2 separate regions of the Homo sapiens genome follow, and region 2 is linked to region 1. A link is a contact called in ENCODE Hi-C or POLR2A ChIA-PET data. All regions are on one chromosome and are shown on one strand. The core of a region is the stretch at or near the end of the contact, and the rest is flanking DNA. Distances in the headings are between cores, read along the strand shown. Region 1 has its middle 83 kb from the start of MIR7706. Region 2 overlaps AKAP13 (A-kinase anchoring protein 13).

Evidence for each region. A loop is a pair of places that touch in the nucleus more often than their neighbours do. ChIA-PET counts read pairs that join two places held with the same protein, here RNA polymerase II (POLR2A). Pooled maps may share reads with other maps.
Region 2: a pooled map shows a loop between it and region 1 (2.3-fold over the local background). The contact joins two enhancer-like sites. A Hi-C loop is called at or near these places in 4 of 50 pooled maps. POLR2A ChIA-PET finds 5 or more read pairs at or near these places in 2 of 52 experiments (H1 and activated CD4-positive, alpha-beta T cell).

Annotation. Positions count from the first base shown.
Region 1 is chr15:85,294,185-85,301,352 of GRCh38, reverse strand. No RefSeq gene overlaps it. Among named protein-coding and RNA genes, the nearest start is that of MIR7706, 83 kb to the left of the region's middle. Within about 2 kb of position 4,597, at least 3 of the 41 ENCODE cell types and tissues checked have a DNase peak (open chromatin) inside an H3K27ac peak, as active enhancers do.
Region 2 is chr15:85,523,098-85,530,265 of GRCh38, reverse strand. The region is part of intron 3 of AKAP13 (A-kinase anchoring protein 13); the gene reads right to left. Among named protein-coding and RNA genes, the nearest start is that of AKAP13, 150 kb to the right of the region's middle. Within about 2 kb of position 3,130, at least 10 of the 41 ENCODE cell types and tissues checked have a DNase peak (open chromatin) inside an H3K27ac peak, as active enhancers do.

The DNA of each region.
Region 1 (7,168 bases), core at 3,348-5,847:
TGAGAAGAGACTGGGTTGTGTACTTGAGGTGGGGAGATGGGGGAAGAATGTAATAAAGGACATTACCAGGCCAGCTGATGAAACCAGGAGAAGAATGGAAGATTAATAAAAATGTATCATTGTTAAATTTATTAAAGTTGATAACTGAGCTGAGGGTTATACAAGAGAGTGTCTGTACTCTTAAGAAATGCACACTGAAGTATTTAGGGGTAAAGAGCACAGTATGCATACCATATCCTCAAGTGGTTCAGAAATAATTTTTTTTTTTTTTGAGATAGAGTGTTGCTCTTGTTGCCCAGGCTGGAGTGTAGTGGTGCAATCTAGGCTCACTGCAACCTCTGCCTCCCAGGTTCAAGCGATTCTCCTGCCTCAGCCTCCCGAGTAGCTGTGATTACAGGCGCTGGCCACCATGCCCCGCTGATTTTTTGTGTTTTTAGTAGAGACGGGGTTTCACCGTGTTAGTCAGGCTGGTCGTGAACTCCTGACCTCAAATGATCCACCTGCCTCAGCCTCCCAAAGCGATAGTACTACAGTCATGAGCTACCGTGCCCAGCTGCAGAACTATAACATTTTAATATCCTAATATTTTCTTTGTAATTCATGCATGTTAAAATGTTAAGATTATTTTTATTTTTAAATTTGTGTTATTATTTATTTATTTATTTATTTAGAGATAGGGTCTTAATCTGTTGCCCAGGCTGGAGTGCAGTGGTGAGATTTTGGCTCACTGCAGCCTGTAAGGCTTAAGAGATCCTCCTGCCTCAGCCTCCTGAGTAGCTGGGACTACAGGTGTGCACCATCACACCTAGCTAATTTTTGTGGTTTGTTTTTTTTTTTTTTTTTGTAGAGATGGTGTTTTGTCATGTTGCTCACACTGGTCTCGAACTCCTGGGCTCAAACCATCTGGCCACCTCAGCCTCCCAAAGTGCTGGGTTTATAGGCATGAGCCACCAAGCCCATTCTAAAATTTAAGATAAGAAAAAAAAAATCTATAACTTCTTAAATGGTTAGGGGAAAAGAGAGGGAATAAAGAAAACAAGATACCCTCCCTTTTCCAAAAAAGGGCAAGGAAACGAAAAGCATAAAAGTAGAAATACACAAAATAAATAGTGAAAATATATTTCACTATATTGCCAATCGCAGGGAATATAAGTATGTATAAAATATAAAACCATATAGAAGTCAAAACAAACTAATCAGATCTATATGTATCAACACAAACAAGTCTCAGACACATTGTACTGCGTTTATAAAATAAGATCCAAAAAGATATCATAGTAAGGGACCCGTTTGTAAATTTAAAAAATGACATAAAACAACGTTGTATATTGTTTATAGATACAAATATATGTAGCAAAATTATAGATGCAATAATACACACCAACTTAATGATAGTGTTTATTTCTGGAGATGAGAGAGGGCAGGAATGGGAGAAAGAGATGAGAGTAAATTTTTTTTTTTTGAGACAGGGTCTCACACCGTCGCCCCGGCTGGAGTGCAGTGGCACAATCTTAGCTCACTGCAACCTCCACCTCCCAGGTTCAAGTGATTCTTGTGCCTCAGGCTCCCAAGTAACTGGAATTACAGGTGTGTGCCACCACTCCTGATTAATTTTTGTATTTTTTTTTTTAAGTGAAGACAGGGTTTCACCATGTTGGCCAGGCTGGTCTTGAGCTCCCAGCCTCAAGTGATCTGCCTGCCTCGGCCTCCCTAACTGCTGGGATTATAGGAATGAGCCACTGCACCCGGCCTATGAGAGTGATCTTAACTGTATCTGCAATTTTTTCCTTAAAAAACAGAAAATAACAATTCTGAAACAACACATAACTAAAAGTTAATGTGTTACATCTGGGTTGACCACAAATGGGTGTCTGTTATATTTATTTCTGGATTTTTCTGTGCATTTAAATTATTTGATAATTAAATCTCTGTATTTTCTATTTCTTAATTACATTTTTCTAAGGACATAGAGAGGATGCAGTCCTGCTTTCACAGGTGCTGGCTGAGGTGCTTATTAAAATACAGCTACTAAAAATAGTGCCAGAACTATATTGAGTGGGGGGTTGCAGGTAAGGGAGCTGAGTCCTCATCTGTCATAGCAGGAAGACAATGCGTAATGTGTGATGCTGGTTATTTGTGGGCCTAGGGTCCCTCCCAGTTTCATGCTCTTCCCTGCTCCACTGAATCCAGTGGACTGCACTGTCCAGGCTTTCTTCCTAGCTGGCTTTTGGGGTTCAGCCAGTGGGAGGCTCTGTGGGAAGATGGGAGGGTGGGATTCAGCAGAGGTCAGGGTAGCTCTTTCCAGCTCTCTTCCTGCTTTGGCATGCTATATCTAACTGTAGCTGCATCCTAGGTACAACTCTTACTCACTGGGCTCTGATAAGTGTTTCCTTCCCTTGTCTCAATAGGCCCTGGAAGCGGGGAGGGTAGTAATAGCTTCTCACCATTGCTAGTCTCTAGGTGTCCTACCATACCTTGTTTGTTACCTTATCCAGTCCAGAAACTCTGTGAATAGTCCCTTCATTAAAGCCTTTTCATTTTAACCATCTGGGATGACACAAGAAACACTGTGAAAGGTAAAAATTGCTTTTGTTTGTTTGTTTGTTTGTTTCAGAACTCCTTTGCTGTGGATAAGAAGATTGACTAGGTGACTTGCTCCAAGTTCAAAGCCTGTTTGCATAAAACAACAACGACTTGTCTTTGTTCTGTTTGGTTATTTTGAGACAGGGTCTTGCTCTGTCATTCAGGTTGGAGGGCAGTGGTGCAATCATGGCTCACTGTAGCCTTGACCTCCTGGGGTCAGATGATTCTCCCCCCTCAGCCGCCTGAGTAGCTGGGACCACAGGTGCATGCTATCACGCCCAGCTAGTATTTTTAAATGATTTTTGTAGAGATGGGATCTCCCTATGCTGCCCAGGCTGGTCTTGAACTCCTGAGCCCAAGCAATCCTCCTGCCTTGGCCTTCCAAAGTGCTGAGGTTACAGGCGTGAGCCACCGCACCTGGTCACAACTTGATTTGAGAGCGTATGGTTGACAACATCTTGATGAAAAGGGATATGGCTGGCCAGGCATGGTGGCTCACACCTGTAATCCCAGCACATTGGAAGGCCAAGGTGGGCAGATCATGAGGTCAGGAGTTCAAGACCAACCTGGCCAACATGGCGAAACCCCATCTCTACTAAAAATTGAAAAATTAGCTGGGTGTGGTGGGGGGTGGCTGTAGTCCCAGCTACTCAGGAGGTTGAGGCAGGAGAATCGCTTGAACCCGGGAGGTGGAGGATGCAGTGAGCCGAGATAGTGCCACTGCAGTCCAGCCTGGGTGACAGAGAGAGAATCCATCTCAAAAAAAAAAAAAAAAAAAGGGATATGGCTGATACACACAGAAAGATCTACTCTCCTAAGACCTTGTGCCCCAAGAATTTTATGACTTCTTGGATGGTATCAATTGTGTTTTATGATTGATTTATTCATTTACTTGATAAGTTTTGATCGAGTGCGGCTCTGTACCAAGAACTGTGTCAAGAAATGGGGATACATTGTTGTGCGAGAGGAAGTCCTCATGTGCCAGGAATTTACAGTAGACAGGGGAAGATACGCAAACTCATTACGAAGAAATACGGTAAATGCGAGGGGAATGGAAGCAGAGGGTGCTCTGGAGTACTCAGGAGGATTATTCAGCCCAGCCTTATACTGTCAGGGATAGTTTCCCAAAAGAAAGGATATCTAACCTGAGAGCAGAAGAATAAATACTAGTTAGCCAAGTTAAGGAGGATGGGTAGATGGGAGGGAGTGAGTTTTAGTTTTAAGGCATTCTAGGTAGAGAGAAAAGCAATTTGGGCAAATCTGGTAGGGGATAAAAATCATTTGGGAAACTGAAAGTCAGCCTCTTGAGTTGATTGCAGGAGGAGAGGGTGAGATAAGTTAGGAGAAGAAAAACAGGGATCGGATCACAAAAAGCCTTTTAAGTAAGATTAAGGGCAGGGGTATTATTATGAGGTCAATACAAAGCCATTAGATCTTTTGAGTAGGTGGTATACAGTGTAATCGCATTTGCATTTTTAAAACATTATCTTGTCTATGCGGTGAGAATAAACTGGAGGTGGATAAGAGCAGAGGCAGCTCCCTTAGGAGGTTGTTGCTGTATCCTAGGCCAGAGATCATGAGTTGGACTTGAGGCTGGGGCTGGAGAGAAGCGGCCAGAGAAGAACATATGGCTAAAACAGGCAACCTGAAAACATTCAGGAAATTATTGTCATTAGAGGACAGCCCGGCAAAATGCAAATTGTTCTGTCCTTATTTGATCTCAGCTGGACTATGAATTCTGTGGGGACAGGGACTATTTTGTATTCATCCCCGTTTCCAGTACTACGGAAGTACTCAGGAAATGAATGTTCTTCCTAAGTGAGTCTCAGTGACATGGTGTTTGGATAGAGTGGTAACCCTCACGCCTTTGCTGACCCACCTTTATTAGGGAAGTTCAGCAGCGATTGTGAAGTCGACGTGTAGCGCTACCGCGGCAGGGACATTAAGGTGCAGAAGCTTTACCCAGTGCACAGTGCACACTGAAATACCCAGGCTGGTTTTTCCTGACTCAGTTCTCTTCTGCCATCTGCTGGGACAGTCTTTCATAGCACATCAAAGCAAGATCACCAAGGAAGACAGGCCTGAAAGCTTTGTGGGAGCCACAGTGGACAATGACTTGGATAAGTTTACGATTTAGTCAGAGATGCAAGAATCACATCCAAACCACTGTCCATTTGAAGCTAATCTTCAGTATTTATTTCCCAAAGACTAAATGTCTTTTTTATAAGAATGAGTTCATGTCCTTTGCAGGGACGTGGATGAAGCTGGAAACCATCATCCTCAGCAAACTAAGACAGGAACAGAAAACCAGACACTGTGTGTTCTCACTCATAAGCGGGAGTTGAACAATGAGAACACATGGACACAGGGAGGAAAACATCACACACGGGCCTGTTGGGGGGTAGGGGGCAAGAGGAGGGAGAGCATTAGGACAAATACCTAATGTATACGGGAATTAAAACCAAGATGACAGGTTGATAGGTGCAGCAAACCACCATAGCACAAGGATACTTTTTTTTTTTTTTTTTTTTTTTCTGATACAGAGTCTCGCTCTGTCTCCCAGGCTCTGGAGTGCAGTGGCGCAAACTCGGCTCACTGCAAGCTCCGCCTCCCGGGTTCACGCCATTCTCCTGCCTCAGCCTTCCGAGTAGCTGGGACTACAGGTGCCCGCCACCACGCCCGGCTAATTTCTTTTTGTATTTTTAGTAGAGACGAGGTTTCACCGTGTTAGCCAGGATGGTCTCGATCTCCTGACCTCGTGATCCACCCGCCTCGGCCTCCCAAAGTGCTGGGATTACAGGCGTGAGCCACCGCGCCCGGCCGCACATGGATACTTATGTAACAAACATGCAGGTTCTGCACATGTATCCCAGAACTTAAAAAAAAAAAAGTCTTTTTTTTTTTTTGAGATAAAGTCTTGCCTTGTCACCCAGGCTCCAGGCTGGGGTGCAGTGGCATGAACATGGCTCAGTGTAGCCTAGCCTCCTCCTGGGTTCGAGAAATCCTCCCACCTCAGCCTCCCAAAGTGCTGAGATTTCAGGCGTGAGCCGTCATGCCGGCCCATGCAGACTATCTTAAATGTCTGTATTCTCCTTTGAGTTTTTGCAACAACTTTACGATAGCCATATATTATAACATTTTTTAAACAAGGAAACAGAAACACAGACATTTAAATGAAAAGCTAACTTTGAACAAAAAATAAGTAGCCCGAGCCAGGACTGAAGCTTCCTTGACTCCTGGTTCCATACTTTTGTCACAATGTCTCAACGTCTCCAACACACTAAGGGAGAGTTCCAACAGGCCGAGACAGGCTGCTGATCTGCAGCAGGGAGAGGGCAGGCCTAATGTGAAGGCTGACAAGGCCGGTGGCTCCCTGATGTTCAGCACAGAGATGCAGAATGTTGGCATGGAGTGGGGTGGGGGAGAGCAACAGAAACAATTCTCCACGTTCTATGTTTCCCCCAAGATATGTCAAGGTGATGTTTCCGAGGGAAACATTTTTTTTAAGTATATGAAAACTAATAGAACTTGAACTTTTGGTGGGTGTTGTCAAATAAAATAGACCCTACTATTTTTGTTAACGCGTGTGGTTAAGACTAAGAAACTATTGTGCCATCCTTTTCTCTCTCTCTCTCTCTGTTTTTTTTTTTTTTTTTTTTTTTTTTTTGAGACAGGGTCTCACTCTGTCGCCCAGGCTGGAGTGCAGTAGTGAGATCATAGCTCACTGCAGCCTTGAAAAGCTGGGCTGAAGCAATCCTCCTGCCTCAACCTCCCAAGTAGCTGGGACTACAGGCATGTGCCACCACATCTGGCTAATTATTTTTTATTTTTGTGGAGACAAAGTCTTGCTATGTTGCAAGGAATCCTCCTGTCTCACCCTCCCAAAGCACAGCGATTACAGGTGTGAGCCACTGCACCTAGCCAACTTTTCTCATTTAAACTGAAGTTATTCTTGTATGAATGCCCAAATACATTCTTGGTATTAAAAAATCCAGACACTCAGGTAATGCTAAACATTCCTTTTACTACAGGTTTCAAGCTTTTCCCCAAAGACAACCTCAGTCAGGAGTATGCTTCCAGATCTTCTAGGAAATATGGGTGTTCCTATGGGAGCATAGTCTTGTTTAGTGTTTTATCTCCCTTACATGAATGGGATCTTGTTCCCCATTCCCCTCCCCAGGCCTCTGGAAACCATCTTCTACTTTCTGTCTTATGAATTCAACTACTGTAGGTGCTTCATGTAAGTGAAATCACACAGTATTTGTCCTTTTCTGACTGGCTTATTTCACTTAGCATCATGTTTCGAAGATTCTTCCATGTGGTAGCCTGTGCCAGGATTTCTTTCTTAAGCTGCATAATATTCCATTGTATGCATGTACCACGTTTGGTTTATCCATTCTTCTGTTGGTGGACACTCAGTTTGCTTCCACCCTGTGGGCTATTGTGAGTAAGTCCGCCATGAACATAGGTGTACAAGTATCTCTTTGAATTCCCGCTTTCCATTCTTTGGGGTATATGCCCATAAGTGCTGCAGCAGCTTTCTGAGTACATTTCAGGCTGTGGGTGTCTTCTTCACTTGAATACC
Region 2 (7,168 bases), core at 1,881-4,380, 230 kb before region 1:
CGAATTGCTAAAATGACTGTTTACTCAGGCAGAATGGGATGAGGGCGAACGACAGGGAGAGAAACAGAACAACGCGGGATGGGTGTGTGTTGGGGCGCGGGGGTTGTGCTTGGCAACAACAGTATGCTTATCTCTTTCTGCTGCATTAGCAGAGTTTGTTAGCAGGTGAATGGATGGATGTGTGAGCTACTGTCAGCTCTGTGTATAACTAAAATCAAACTGTATAACCGAGAAGGCAGAATGTCAGAAATAGCCATGAAAGAGATACCTGAGAAACTGTCCAATTGTTAATCCAATATTTTCCCTTCAGACACGAATTCAAAATCTGAAGAAGAAACTATGAATCATCATAAGTAAAATATGCCATAAATCTGGAATTTGTTTGGTACGATTAGAGGCTTCTTTTTCAAAAGAAAACCTGAGGGTTAAAAGATGAGTGGGGAACTCAGGGTTTCCTGGATTAGTCTTTATTAAACTTAAGAGTACATTGGAAGCGTTACTACTGATCAAGAATAAAGTACCTCACCCTACTGTCCGGAAATCAACCACACCAGTTTGGCAGGCCTACTCTCTCACATTAATGTTTTCCATTAGGTTCAAGTGGCTCTCAAGATTATTTTTTAATTCCTATAACCTTTCTGATAAAGCACCTGGGGGGTAAATCAGCATTTTTTAAAAAGTTACATAATACAGACTCAATAATTTTACACCGCGTATGCCTACACCAAACCTCTTACTATCATAAATTAGCGCTAGAGACATGACTATTTGCAACAGGGTCATTAGTCATATGACTACCTTTGTACATAAAGACTGCAGGGTTATTTTATTTATTTATTTATTTTGAGACGGAGTCTCGCTCTGTCTCCCAGGCTGGAGTGCAGTGGCACGATCTCGGCTCACTGCAAGCTCTGCGTCCCGGGTTCACACCATTCTTCTGCCTCAGCCTCCTGAGTAGCTGGGACTACAGGCACCCGCCACCATGCCCCGCTAATTTTTTTGTATTCTTGTAGAGATGGGGTTTCATTGCATTAGCCAGGATGGTCTCGACCTCCTGACCTCGTAATCCGCCCGCCTAGGCCTCCCAAAATGCTGGGATTACACCTTACACCGTGCCTGGCCAACTGCAGGGTTATTAACAATGTCTACAATTACACTGCAAAGACATGGGGATGAGAAACTGTATCCAATTTGATATAATAACCACAATCTAACTTTCTGCATAAAAACAGAAGCTGCAGTAGGAAGAACAATAGCAGGATTTTCAGTTAGTTCCATGGTGTTTTTCCTTTGATTAAATTTCCTGGTAACAAGAAAGGAAAATAAAAATCCCAATCTTTTTTTAAAAAGGGAAGTTCTGAAAATTTTACTGAACTTATGAAGGCAGCTACTCTAGAGGATTTAGAGAGGGGAAGGAGAGAGAGAAACTATTGGAAGAAACACAGCCCAAACTTTAATTCCGTATTTTAAATTAGGAATTAATTTCTGAACTTCTCACACTATCAAGTCCACTTACAAGACAAATATAAATTATGGGGTGGGAGAAGTCTGCTCCCAGCTGAGTAAACTGTAGGGATCCTCATCAAGTATGCTGGCAATTAGCTGTCAAGTAGAAAATATTAGGTTTGAACTCCAGCTCCACTGCAACAGATTTGGTTATCCTGAGAAAGTCATTCAACCTTGAAGCCTGTTTTCCTTGTACACAAAATGAGAACACCATCAACCTTACGGATTGTTAAAAACATTAGAGCTGTGCACAAAGTATCTGGCATAAAATGGGCAACTAAAACTGGTAGTTTTTATTATTAGCTATTAAAATGCTTCTGTTTAGGAAACTCAAGGAAAACAGATCCCTAATACTCTACAAAGAGCTTCTCCAGCATGGCCCAACAAAGCTTGCCATTGGCACTATAGAACTAAAAAAATTAAGTGAGGAGGGAAAGAATAAACAAAAACACAAGGAGCACCTAGGTGAGAAACAAAAACTTAACTACTGATGACCCTCTTAAAATCACCTAATCTGCACCTTTTTTATGCTGGCAGGTCAGGAGGTGTGTGTGTGCGAGGTTGGGAGAGCTCTCCTGCAGGCTCCTTCTCACTATATGGAGCACCGCACCCATGGAAACGAAATATTGCTACTGATAAACAAAACTGCTGAAGCACAGCCCAAGAATTACTTCATTTCCTATTAAGCTAAAAGTGGAATGCATCCCATCTGGGCCCTCTCTTTTGAGGATGAAACAATAGGAACTTTGTTTCATCAGCTATCCAAAAAGAAACCCTAAAAGTGTTTGCTGGGCCAGCCAAGCCCAGTCCCACACAGATGTCACCTTCTAAGAGAAAAAATGATGGAAAATATAAAAATAATATCTTTATTACTTCAGTTTCGCATCAAAGTCTCTAAAAATCTGGTGTCTTTTTCTTCCTTATGAAGTGTCTATGATAGGGTTAAAGGAAACAAATTTTCAGTCTTCAGATTCAGACTCTAATAGGAAATAGGATTATGTGCAGAAGTATACACCCACTGCTGGGTTTTGGGGACCTAATAGTAGTGTGCAAATTTGGTATATGTGTAAAATGTCTCTATGTGTACAGGAGTATTTAATCAGAAGAGAACAAAGAGTAGGCACAGGAATTTCACCATGAGCATTTTAGAGGAGGAAGGAGAGATTTAATGCTAAAAATGTGCTCCGCTATATTCCAGCCCACACCTCTAAGGCAGTGTTTCTCAGCCTTTTCTTCCATTATCATATCCCAAAGAGCCTTTTCAGACATTATTCTCTACTCACTCCTCACTTCATGAAACTTTAATACCACAGATATACCACAAATTTGTGTAACTGTGTTTTATATATCACTGTAAGTTTTTTTTGGTCCCAAAAGGCAATTTTCACCCCCTTGGGAGGATATCACTCCCTTAATATTGTATGCCCTAGGATTCCAGTGCTGTGTTCATGGTTCCAAAGTTATGAAATATATAATTTCCTCCTAACATTACAACAGGGCCGGGTGCGGTGGCTCACGCTTGTAATCCCAGCACTGTGGGAGGCCAAGGCGGGCGGATCACGAGGTCAGGAGATCAAGACCATCCTGGCTAACACGGTGAAACCCCGTCTCTACTAAAAAACACAAAAACTTAGCCGGGCGTGGTGGCGGGCGCCTGTAGTCCCAGCTACTCGGGAACTCGGGAGGCTGAGGCAGGAGAATGGCCTGAACCCAGGAGGCGGAGCTTGCAGTGAGCAGAGATCGCGCCACTGCACTCCAGCCTGGGCGACAGAGCGAGACACCCTCTCAAAAAAAAAAAAAAAAAATTACAACTAAGGACAGTAGACAACAGATTTTTTTCCTCTTCAACTAGTTCTCACTCTGTTTTTCCAGTATAACCACTATATGTACTAACTAGCATTAGGACAGTAATTTAAGTTTTCTAGAATATAAAATCTCATCTGTCTAGAGATAGCTTGAGAGTATTTCAGAATAGGGAGACTGTTAGAAAAAGTCCAATAAAAATAACTGATTACCTTGACAGGCGTTGCCAGGGGCAGGGCCAGGCTGGGGGATGGGGGGTGTCAGAATTCTCTAATGAAGCCCATTAAATTAAAAGTCTACAACTTCTTTTCAAATATGCTATTCCATTTGGTAATACTGGACACCTGCTGCTAGAAAGTAATTCTTGGTTGACGAGAAATGAAAGAGGCCAGGTATGGTGGGTCACGCCTGTAATCCCAACACTTTGCTAGGTGGAGGCAGAAGGATCACTTAGACCAGAAGTTTGAGACCAGCTTGGGCAACACAGGGAGACACCATCTACACACACACACACGTGCCAGCCACTTATGATGGACACACACACGTGCCACTTACGATGGTGAGTGCTACTTGGGAGGCTGAGGTATAAGAATAACTTCAGCCTGGGAAGTCAAGCCTGCAATGATCTGTGATTGTGCCACTGCACTTCAGCCTGGACAAAAGAGTGAGACTCTGTCTCAAAACAAAACAAAAAAAAAGAGAGAAAGAAAAAGAAAGACATAACATATTATAACTCAGACCATTTGTTGCAATCTGGGCTGCAATTTTTTTCTTTAAACCCAAAAGAACTTCTGATCAGGTAAATGTATTATTCTTTTTTAATGACAAATCTACTTTATAAAGTACCCTCCCTTATCAGTGAAAAAGAAAAGGAAAATATAACAGAGCTGAGTCAAATTTGGAGTCAATAAAGGTTTGTAGTTCTTCAAACAAGAACTCTTGCTGTGAATTCTAAAAATAAATAACAGACATGCTGAAAATAGATTTCATTTTATGAAAGATTCTGCACCAAAGCCTTTTACAAAAATAGTATACAAAACCCACTAAACATCCTGTTCCATCTTCCACTATGAAATCACTGCTTGGTCTAAATTCACAGTTTCATTAATAAAAATGAACACAATAAAACAGTACTCTATGCCCCCATCCCACCCCAACAATTATCTTCAAAGGATGTCCAGATTTTGTACACTATTTGCCAATCCTACATAGGTCTTAAAAAAACAAATCTCAGCTTTAGAGGAAAATCACTAGTTAATTAAAATGTCATTTAGGGTTGTATTTGTTTTCTATGAAGGGACAATAATGGAATATTTTACTTTCATTTATTACTAAGGCAAGATCTTTCATTACTAGAAGTATACTTCCATCTCAAGCTATGTTTCAAGGCAAATTATATTCTTGAACTAGCCACTTTCATAGGTGTTTTAAATGTAATATTTTATTATAACGCTTTGGTTAGCCTCCAGTGTTAATCAGCACAAAGATGGATTTATTTTCAAAAGACAGGACATTCTTTTCAGCCTTCAGAATGTTTTCATCAAAAATTACTATGTATCATAAAAATAACATGCTCACTGTAAACATTTAAACAATTCAGGCTGGGCACGGTGGCTCACAACTGTAATCCCAGCACTTTGGGAGGCCAAGGCAGGTGGATCACGAGGTCAGGAGATCGAGACCATCCTGGCTAACACGGTGAAACCCTGTCTCTACTAAAAATACAAAAAAATTAGCCAGGTGTGGTGGTGGGCACCTGTAGTCCCAGCTACTCGGAGGCTGAGGCAGGAGGATGGCGTGAACCCAAGAGGCGGAGCTTGCAGTGAGCCGAGATCGCGCCACTGCACTCCAGCCTGGACCACAGAGCGAGACTCCATCTCAAAAAAAAAAAAAAAAAATTTAAAGATAGATAAAATAGAAAGTCAAAGTCTCCACGTACCTGCCCTCTAAGATGTTACTACTTACGCTTAAAATACTTTATTTTTAAAAAGGAGGGGAAATCACATCATAACTACTTTAAAAGGCCTTTACAACTTCTTTGTAATTACACACAGACACACACACACACACACACACACACAGGGGAATGGGGAAAGAGGGGGCAGGAGGGAGGGACAGACAGACAGACACACACACACTTCATTGTAGGACTTATTACAAAACACGCAAAAAAAAGAGAGAAAACTGAGATGGGTGGGGAGATGGGCCTGCAATTTCAATATCCGAAGTCAAAACAATTTATTAGGAGATAATTTAGAATGTCTGTGTGTCAACTCTATTTAGGGAAATATTGATTTGATAAAAGGTTACAGACTAACATCAAAAAGTGCTGCCTTTTGAAGGTTAATCAATCCTTTGGTTTTAGGAAAAACTAAAATGTTACAAAACACACAGTGAAACATACAGAGAACTCAAAGAAAAATCAGAGCCAGCAATCTGGATGAAACATGAAAAATAAAAAAATAATAATAAAAGCAAGAAGAGGCTGGGCACGGTGGCTCACGTCTGTAATCCCAGCACTTTGGGAGGCCGAGGTGGGCAGATCACGAGGTCAGGAGTTCAAGACCAGCCTGGCCAACATGGTGAAACCCCATCTCTACTAAAAATACAAAATTTAGCCAAGTGTGGTGGTACGCCTGTAATCCCAGCTGCTCAGGAGGCTGAGGCAGGAGAACTGCTTGAACCCAGGAGATGGAGGTTGCAGTGAGCCAAGATCGTGCCATTGCATTCCAGCCTGGGCAACAGAGCAAGACTCCTTCTTGGGGTGGGGGGTGGGGGACAAGAACAAGACACAAAGCTCTTTTTCTTCTCTTAGCCAAAATGACTAGAAATTGCAGAGCTAGTCCCACACGTAAGCACAAAGAGTGCAGAGACATCCCTGCAGGCAGTAGCTGCTGCAACAAACAGACCATGCACATTTATCCAGGAACTGGGATGCACAGTGCACTGCATGGACTTTCCACGAAGACTGGACTTTCCATGCAGATTCTTGACTAATCTAACACTGCCCTCAGCAAACAGGAAATCTGAGGCTATCAATGCAGCTAACTGGTACACAAAAATCATCGTATTCCTTCTCCAAGCTAAAAATGCAACTCAAGAAGCCAGAGACTCTTTTGAATTTATTAAAAAACAAAAAAAGGGGGGCGGGGAGGGGGGTTACGTGTGAGTGCGAGTGTGGGTGTATTCACATACATACACATCTTTCTAGAAGAGCAGCTTCTGGGAAGCTGGATGTGTGAAATGTTGTTCTATCAAGTGACAGTTTCCTAGAACAGCCTTCTTAGCAGATACCAGTGAAGAAACCAAACAAAGATCCTTGTCCTCATAAAGCTGACACTTTAGTTGGGGCAGATAGAAAATAAATAAGATAAATAAGTAAAATATATGTGAGAAGTTGAAAAGTGCAATGGAGAAACATAAAGCAGGAAAGGGGGATAGGGAATGTGGAGAGGAGGCAGCTGTGTATTTTTATGAGCTGGACCGAAAGGCCTCACTGAGGAGGTGATACTGAGTAAGGGCCTGAAGGAAGGGAACACACAAGTCTAAGTCCACAAAGGCAGATTTAAAGAAGTTTAGGTCCAGGCTAAAGAATTTACCCCATGTTATAAACAAGAAATGCAAAACAAGTTAACCCCCAAAATGCCTCTATCTCTACCCCTCCACAATAAATTACCAAACTAAGCCAAATGACAGTAGCTGAAAAAGACAAGTAATCAGAAAAATCTCATATGTGATAAGCAGAGCAATAGGGTCCGGTCAGGAATCTCCTTTGCTTAGTTAACAGAGTTTCTACTATACCAACTAAGGATCTCACTGGTACCCTTGCACACATATCAAAGGCTCACACGTTAAAGTG